Regions from separate parts of the Homo sapiens genome. Here region 1 is linked to region 2. The links are chromatin contacts, found by Hi-C or POLR2A ChIA-PET in ENCODE. All regions are on one chromosome and are shown on one strand. Each heading gives the region's core, a stretch centred on a gene start or an enhancer-like site at or near the end of the contact. The rest is flanking DNA. Distances are from core to core; before and after follow the strand shown. Region 1 overlaps CD109 (CD109 molecule). Region 2 holds the start of EEF1A1-AS1 (EEF1A1 antisense RNA 1).

Region 1 (4,520 bases), core at 1,104-3,603, 190 kb after region 2:
CCATGTCCCTACAAAGGACATGAACTCATCATTTTTTATGGCTGCATTGTATTCCATGGTGTATATGTGCCACAATTTCTTAATCCAGTCTGTTGTTGTTGGACATTTGGGTTGGTTCCAAGTCTTTGCTATTGTGAATAATGCCTCAATAAACATACGTGTGCATGTGTCTTTATAGCAGCATGATTTATAGTCCTTTGGGTATATACCCAGTAATGGGATGGCTGGGTCAAATGGTATTTCTAGTTATAGATCCCTGAGGAATCACCACCCTGTCTTCCACAATGGTTGAACTAGTTTACAGTCCCACCAACAGTGTAAAAGTGTTCCTATTTCTCCACATCCTCTCCAGTACCTGTTGTTTCCTGACTTTTTAATGATCGCCATTCTAACTGGTGTGAGATGGTATCTCATTGTGGTTTTGATTTGCATTTCTCTGATGGCCAGTGATGATGAGCATTTTTCCATGTGTTTTTTGGCTGCACAAATGTCTTCTTTTGAGAAGTGTGTGTTCATATCCTTTGCCCACTTGTTGATGGGGTTGTTTGTTTTTTTTCTTGTAAATTTGTTTGACTTCTTTGTAGATTCTGGATATTAGCCCTTTGTCAGATGAGTAGGTTGCAAAAATGTTCTCCCATTCTGTAGGCTGCCTGTTCACTCTGATGGTAGTTTCTTTTGCTGTGCAGAAGCTCTTTAGTTTAATTAGATCCCATTTGTCAATTTTGGCTTTTGTTGCTATTGCTTTTGGTGTTTTAGACATGAAGTCCTTCCCCATGCCTGTGTCCTGAATGGTATTGCCTAGGTTTTCTTCTAGGGTTTTTATGGTTTTAGGTCTAACATTTAAGTCTTTAATCCATCTTGAATTAATTTTTGTATAAGGTGTAAGGAAGGGATCCAGTTTCAGCTTTCTACATATGGCTAGCCAGTTTTCCCAGCACCATTTATTAAATAGGGAATCCTTTCCCCATTTCTTGTTTGTGTCAGGTTTGTCAAAGATCAGATAGTTGTAGATGTGTGGCATTATTTCTGAGGGCTCTATTGTGTTCCATTGGTCTATATCTCTGTTTTGGTACCAGTACCATGCTGTTTTGGTTACTGTAGCCTCGTAGTATAGTTTGAAGTCAGGTAGCATGATGCCTCCAGCTTTGTTCTTTTGGCTTAGGATTGACTTGGCAATGTGAGTTGTTTTTTGGTTCCGTATGAACTTTAAAGTAGTTTTTTCCAGTTCTGTGAAGAAAGTCATTGGTAGCTTGATGGGGATGGCATTGAATCTATAAATTACCTTGGGCAGTATGGCCATTTTCCTGATACCAAAGCCTGGCAGAGACACAACAAAAAAAGAGAATTTTAGGCCAATATCCCTGATGAACATCGATGCAAAAATCTTCAATAAAATACCGGCAAACCAAATCCAGCAGCACATCAAAAAGCTTATCCACCATGATCAAGTGGGCTTCATCCCTGGGATGCAAGGCTGGTTCAACATATGAAAATCAATAAACGTAATCCAGCATATAAACAGAACCAAAGACAAAAACCACATGATTATCTCAACAGATGCAGAAAAGGCCTTTGACAAAATTCAACAGCGCTTCATGCTAAAAACTCTCAATAAATTAGGTATTGATGGGACATATCTAAAAATAATAAGAGCTATTCATGACAAACCCACAGCCAATATCATACTGAATGGGCAAAAACTGGAAGCATTCCCTTTGAAAACTGGCACAAGACAGGGATGTCCTCTCTCACCACTCCTATTCAACATAGTGTTGGAGGTTCTGGCTAGGGCAATCAGGCAGGAGAAAGAAATAAAAGGTATTCAATTAGGAAAAGAGGAAGTCAAATTGTCCCTGTTTGTAGATGACATGATTGTATATCTAGAAAACCCCATTGTCTCAGCCCAAAATCTCCTTAAGCTGATAAGCAACTTCAGCAAAGTCTCAGGATACAAAATCAATGTGCAAAAATCACCAGCATTCTTATACACCAATAACAGACAAACAGAGAGCCAAATCATGAGTGAACTCCCATTCACAATTGCTTCAAAGAGAATAAAATACCTAGGAATCCAACTTACAAGGGATGTGAAGGACCTCTTCAAGGAGAACTACAAACCACTGCTCAACGAAATAAAGGAGGACACAAACAAATGGAAGAACATTCCATGCTCATGGGTAGGAAGAATCAATATCTTGAAAATGGCCATACTGCCCAATTTTTTCTATTTTTTTTTTAGTGCACATCTTTAAAACATTTATCACAATGCTTGGTACATAGAAGACACCGAGGGAATGTTAACTATGTTGTACCTGGTGTTTCTCAGTATCAGATATTAATACTGATGCCTGACCACAAGCCTGTGGCATGAGTCCAAGTCTCCCTGCTGATGACTCATTTTGGCTTAGGTAGATCTTCACCCTTATCCCTTATCCCTTGAGGAAGAAGAAAATCTCCCTAAAGAGAGCCACAGGGGTCGGCAAAATTTCTGTAAAGGGCCAGATGTTAAGCATGTAGGTTTTGCCAACCTTCAGGTCTTTATTACAGCTGCTCAACTCTGCCTTTATAGCTCGGAAGCAGCTGTAGACGGTTCATAAACAAAAGAGCATGGTTGTGTACCAGCAGAACTTTATTTATGGATGCTGAAATTTTGAGTTCATATAATTTTTACTTATCATGAAATATTCTTCTTCTTTTGATATTCCCCCCAGCTATTTAGAAATGCAAACCCATTCTTAGTTCATGAACTGTACAAAAAACAGGCGTGGGCCAGACTGGATCTGTAGGCTGTGGATTGCTGACCCTGCCATTAAAAATGCCCTGTACATTTAGCAGCCAAGAACCTTGCTTGACTCTGGGTTTTTCATTTGTACTTAACCTAACATTTGCTTTATAGTGTACCATTTTATTTATTTTACTTTTAGTAGGTTTGTGTTTGACCTGCTTTTTTTTTTACTCAATGTTTGTGTTTAACCTGCTTTTTTTTAGACAATGGAACAAAACTTTGTTTATGAAACTCAAATTTATTAAGATATTTGTAAGCAAAGGGAAATAAGAGAGAAAAATATAAAAGGAGTATGTAAGGGACCAAAGGAGATTTTTTGTTTGGTTTTGTTCTGCTCAGAATACTTGTGTTTTCTGTGTAGACTGAATTTACCCAATAGTTTTTTTGCCTTAAAGTGACATTAAACTGTGAAGCAGAAACATTGTATTTTTAAAATCGTACTTTAAGTTTTTTTTTTTTTTTTTGAGACGGAGTCTCGCTCTGTCGCCCAGGCTGGAGTGCAGTGGCGGGATCTCGGCTCACTGCAAGCTCCGCCTCCCGGGTTCACGCCATTCTCCTGCCTCAGCCTCCCAAGTAGCTGGGACTACAGGCGCCCGCCACTACGCCCGGCTAATTTTTTTTTTGTATTTTTAGTAGAGACGGGGTTTCACCGTTTTAGCCGGGATGGTCTCGATCTCTTGACCTCGTGATCCGCCCGCCTCGGCCTCCCAAAGTGCTGGGATTACAGGCGTGAGCCACCGCGCCCGGCCTAAGTTTTTAAAATATTTTATTTTTATAGATTTAGGGGGTACATGTGCAGTTTTCTTACATGGATATTTTGGGTAGTGGTGGAGTCTGGGCTTTTAGTATAAACATCAGCCAAATAGTGTATGTTGTATCCATTAAGTCATTTCTTATCCCTTACCTCCCTGCCATATGAATCTCCAATGTCTATTATTTCACTCTCTAAAAAATATTGTATTTTATACAAAAATTAGCCGGGTATGGTGGCGCATGCCTCTAATCCCAGCTACTGGGGGGCTGAGGCAGGAGGATTGCTTGAACCTGGAAAGCGGAGGTTGTAGTGAGCCGAGATCATGCCACTGCACTCCAGCCTGGGCAACGAAGCGAGACTCCGTCTCAAAAAAAAAAAAATTGTATTTTAAAGTTTTGTTTTCCATGAATTTGTGGGGGGAAAACCCTTATTTCTTACCTTATCTGTTGATCAAAGAAACTGCTGAAGAATGAGGAAAAAAATTTAGTAACTTGATAAAGAGATCAAAATTTTCAGCTAAAAAAGTGATAATAAATTTATTATTGCATAAGACTGAGTAGCAAAAGGCTGCCAAAAATAATTAAGCAGCAAACACTAAGTCAGGCATATATATATATCTAGTGGAAAATCCACTTTTTTTTTCATAGAGAGTATTTCTGTACCTAGTTGGATTTCCGGTTACACACTACTCCTTCCCTTCAATGATTTTCCAAAGTTATTTGGTGAGGACAGATGTCAGAAGAGGCAGCATATAATGGTATTACAGAGTATGTTTAAAAAGTTAAGGAAAGGTTAGTTTTTGTGTATGCTTATTACACAATTTAAAAATAGCTTTGACTCTATTTGTAAATCAAATGGCCAGTTCTCAGGCTGTGCCAAATGCGAAGCCTTCAAACAAGGTTTCTTCTGAGTTGCTTAAGCAGCCCTGGGAAGGAGAAAGCATCTGAAAGGGTTTTCAGATTGATTGTCTCTGGTTATACA
Region 2 (4,104 bases), core at 117-2,616:
GCTTGGCCTTTTTGGATGGCTATCAAGGCAGGCCTTGGGAAATGCTCCTCTGAGGAAAGAAGAACGTTTATTTTTAATGAGCTAATTACTAGATCATTATGTTTCTTCTTCCAGCTGTAGAATATCATTGCCCAGCTTCTCGAACAAACTTATTTATTAACAAGTATTTGAGAACCTACTATGTGGCCAACGCTAAGTACTGTGGAGTTCCTTCTGGAGAGGAAACCACAATCAAATTGGAAGAGGAAAACAAGTTGGGAAGCAGTTGAAGGCAAACGCTATGGTGCTTTCTTGGTTTCTGTATCTTTGTAGTGTAGTTTTTCTAGTCCTTTCAGTTTTCACAGTCCACTTTTTTTTCTTTCTTTCTTTTTTTTTTTTTTTTTTGAGACGGAGTTCTACTCTGTTGCCCAGGCTGGAGTGCAGTGGCGCGATCTCGGCTCACTGCAAGCTCTGCCTCCCGAGTTCAAGCGATTCCTCCTGCCTCAGCCTCCCAAGTAGCTGGGACTACAAGCGCGCCCCACAAATTTTTGTATTTTTAGAAGAGACGGGGGTTTCACCATGTTGGCCAGGCTGGTCTCGAACTGCTGACCTCAAGTGATCCACCCGGCTCGGTCTCCCAAAGTGCTGGGATTACAGGCGTGAGCCACGGTGCCCGGCCACAGTCAAAGTTTTTCCTCAAGCCCCTGTGATTGCGGATAATAGTAAACGCTTTATAAATACCTTACACAGAATGTTTTTTAAAATATCACGCAAGGAATGACAAAATTACATGAATCCTTGATTTATACCTAAGTAACATATTGTGCAACACAGACTGGGTGTTCTGAATGTTGCGATAGTGGCCGAGACTTTCATTAGGTGAAGGGAGATCTCAATTCTCGCGTTTAAGAACCAACACTGGACCGGGCGCGGTGGCTCACGCCTATAATACCAGCACCTTGGGAGGCCGAGGCGGACGTATAATTTGAGGCCAGGAGTTCGAGACCAGCCTGGCCAACATGGTGAAACCCTGTCTACTGAAAATACAAAATTAGCCGGGCGTGGTGGCGCATGCCTGTAATCCCAGCTACTTGGGAGGCTGAGGCAGGAGAATCGCTTGAGCCCGGGAAGCGGAGGTTGCAGTGAGTCAAGATCACGCAATTGCACTCCAGCCTGGGCGACCGAGTGAGACCTTGTCTCAAAACAAAACAAAAAACCAATACCTTTGAGCCCATCGGAGCCATATTATTGTGCGTTAGGGGTAGTCACTGGCCACGAGCATTTTCTCAGGGCAGAGATCACATTTCTGCTCTCAGTGGGGCCGGGGTGGGCCGGAAGCCGGAGAGGGACTGGAACGCCGGTCCGGGGAAGCCCCGCGCGCACCGGGGCGCACCCTGCTTCCTAGGGAGGGAGGCTGGGGCGGCAAGGCGGGCGCGGGTGGTCCTTGCCCCGCGCCAGCTCGCCAGGCCACGTCGCTGGCGTTTTTCCAGCGCTGGGTCACCTGCGGGCCGGCGGGTTCCCGCGGCGAACAGCTGGGTGGTATGGATACGCCGCTCGAGCCTCCGCAGCGTCAGGTCGCCAGGGTCCGCCCTGCCACTCGCCCCACCTTGAGGTAACTTTTCTTCCGCCTTCTGACTGCGGAAGGAAGGGCCTGGGAGGAAGCAGAAAACCTCACGTGGCTCGGGGTGAGGGTCGGTTTTTGTCACCGTGAGCTGGCCTCTAAAAGACTTTTTAAGTCCCAAGTCTTCTTTTTCTTCTTATTTTAAATCCCTTTTTCCCCAGACCCTATGTTTTCAACATAATCATAACGGATTCCCCGCACCCCTACGCCTTTACAGAGATCCAGTATGCTTTTTACTGCCTTAAATGTTAAAGCGGTAACAGTAACGATGTTGAGGCTCGTAAATGTGTTTTGGGGTCATAATCTAAGGTAGTATTTGCTGAAGATTTTTCTTAAACTTGCTCATAACCATTTAGAGTGACAAACTTAAAATACATTGTAAGTAAAAATCAACATGACCCCTTTTAGGAAGAAAAACAAAGATTTCAGTTATTTACATAGGAATAAGGCAAACAAGAATAGTTCTTTGAGGTACTTAATTGTGATTCACCAAGCTTTCAGTATAGTCTGACCACTCTGCTATTAGTCTAATTTAAAGCAGCCTTAAATAGTTACATTTTACCATGGCTTGCCACGTGAAAATGATTTTTAAATCTTTTCATCTGCTGTAGCTACCTCTGAAGAAAAGATGATGGCCCGGTGCGGTGGCTCACGCCTGTAATCCCAGCACTTTGGGAGGCCGAGTCAGGCGGATCACCTGAGGTAAGAGTTCGAGACCAGCCTGGCCAACATGGTGAGACTCCCGTCTCTACTAAAGATATAAAAATTAGCCAGGCTTGGTGGTGTGCACCTATAATCACAGCTACTTGGGAGGCTGAGGCAGGAGAATTGCTTGAACCCGGGAGGAGGAGGTTGCAGTGAGCAGAAATCGTGCCACTGCACTCCAGCCTGGGTAACAAAGTGAGACTGCATCTCAGAAAAAACTATATATATATATATATATATTTTTTTTTTTAAAGGGGTATTTTAGAATATGATTAAGCCAAGGAACTATTTGGACTGAGAATCCAATTTTTTTTTTTTTTTTTTTTTTTGAGATGGAGTCTCACTCTGTCACCCAGGCTGGAGTGCAGTGGCACGATCTCGGCTCACTGCAAGCTCCGCCTCCCGGGTTCATGCCATTCTGCCTCAGCCTCCCGAGTAGCTGGGACTACAGGCGCCGGCCACCACACCCAGCTAATTTTTTGTATTTTTTTTAGTAGAGATGGGGGTTTCACCATGTTAGCCAGGACGGTCTTGATCTCCTGACCTCGTGATCTGCCCAACTCGGCCTCCCAAAGTGCTAGGATTACAGGCATGAGCCACCACGCCCAGCCGAGAATCCAAATAAAATGACACTTTAGTGTGACAGGCACTGTTCTAATATTTGCAATATTTATTGTAATCCTACCACCCACATTGTATAGATGGAGCAGCAATGGGCAACAGGCAGTTTATGCGTAATAAGCACATATAGACATATATTCTTTTTTAAAGTTTTACCTTTTTTTGCACAAAATGGTAAAATACAATATGCCACCTTGCTTTTTTCACCTAATACAGCTTGGTGATCTTTTTTCATGGTACCTTAGGGCCCAGCAGAGCAGGATTGGAACCAGGGTAATCTGTCAGAGAGCTAGTCCTAACCCTTACCAGCAGGTCGAGGCAGCCTGATATAATGAAAATATCAGTGGCATCGGTGTCAGAAAATTAGGGATTTAGTCCTCGCTCTTCTGCTTAGACCTATGACAGCCCAGCAGTTCTGAGTACATCTGTGAAATGGGTTGCCTCTTTGTTCCTACTTAACACCTATGTCACAATTCTAATATGCAATGACATGAAAAGACATGGGGGCTCTTTATTAGTACAAAAGACAGTGTTTCTACATGCTTTTTGGAGAATGCCTGTCCTTAATTGGTATGCCTGTGACACCAACTTGAGTCAGTAGAGAAAATAAACTCATTGGTATCTTTGTAATTGTAAGCATTTTTACGTAGGTAATACATGTACATGGTAAGAAATTGTACAGAGGTTATACAATGAAATGTTACTCTCATTTTAGCAGTGTAAAGAAAGTCTGAAGAATACTCCAGGAAAATTGAGGAAACTAAAGCTATTTCTACTACTGGTCTCATAATTGCAAAGCCAGTGCCTACCATGATAAGTGCTCTCTTACTTGGTATGAAGGAAATGATTTTCTTCCCTTGCTATTTTTTTTAGTAAGTATATTATTTTATTGCTACATTAGAAATGAAAATACACTCTGAGAAGCTGCAAAGGCATGCAACTTCATAAAGATTATGAAGCAATGGAGACACTCATAGAAGGTTAAAATTGGCTTTTCCTGTAGGAGGTGCAAAGACTATACACACACAGGTCATCAATGGTTAGATTATTGGCAGCATCTGCCATGTGGAATTTATGTGCCAATGGGAAGATTTTTGGTGTTTTGCTTTGTTTTGTTTTGTTTTGAGACGGAGTCTTATTCTGTCACCCAGGCTAGAATACAGTGGCATGATCTTGGC

Evidence for each region. A loop is a pair of places that touch in the nucleus more often than their neighbours do. ChIA-PET counts read pairs that join two places held with the same protein, here RNA polymerase II (POLR2A). Pooled maps may share reads with other maps.
Region 1: a map of PC-9 shows a loop between it and region 2 (5-fold over the local background). The contact joins the enhancer-like site here to the promoter of EEF1A1-AS1 in region 2. A Hi-C loop is called at or near these places in 1 of 168 maps with a recorded cell type or tissue (PC-9), 2 of 37 single-sample maps with no recorded cell type and 12 of 50 pooled maps. POLR2A ChIA-PET finds 5 or more read pairs at or near these places in 12 of 52 experiments (BJ, GM12878, H1 and 8 more).

Annotation. Positions count from the first base shown.
Region 1 is chr6:73,708,303-73,712,822 of GRCh38, forward strand. All of the region lies in intron 2 of CD109 (CD109 molecule), which reads left to right. Among named protein-coding and RNA genes, the nearest start is that of CD109, 14 kb to the left of the region's middle. Within about 2 kb of position 2,354, at least 4 of the 41 ENCODE cell types and tissues checked have a DNase peak (open chromatin) inside an H3K27ac peak, as active enhancers do.
Region 2 is chr6:73,522,245-73,526,348 of GRCh38, forward strand. It overlaps EEF1A1-AS1 (EEF1A1 antisense RNA 1), which reads left to right and starts at 1,367. Exons shown (of 5, transcript NR_187283.1): 1 at 1,367-1,591; 2 at 2,212-2,302; 3 at 3,642-3,798. RefSeq lists silencers at 1,253-1,392, 1,433-1,612.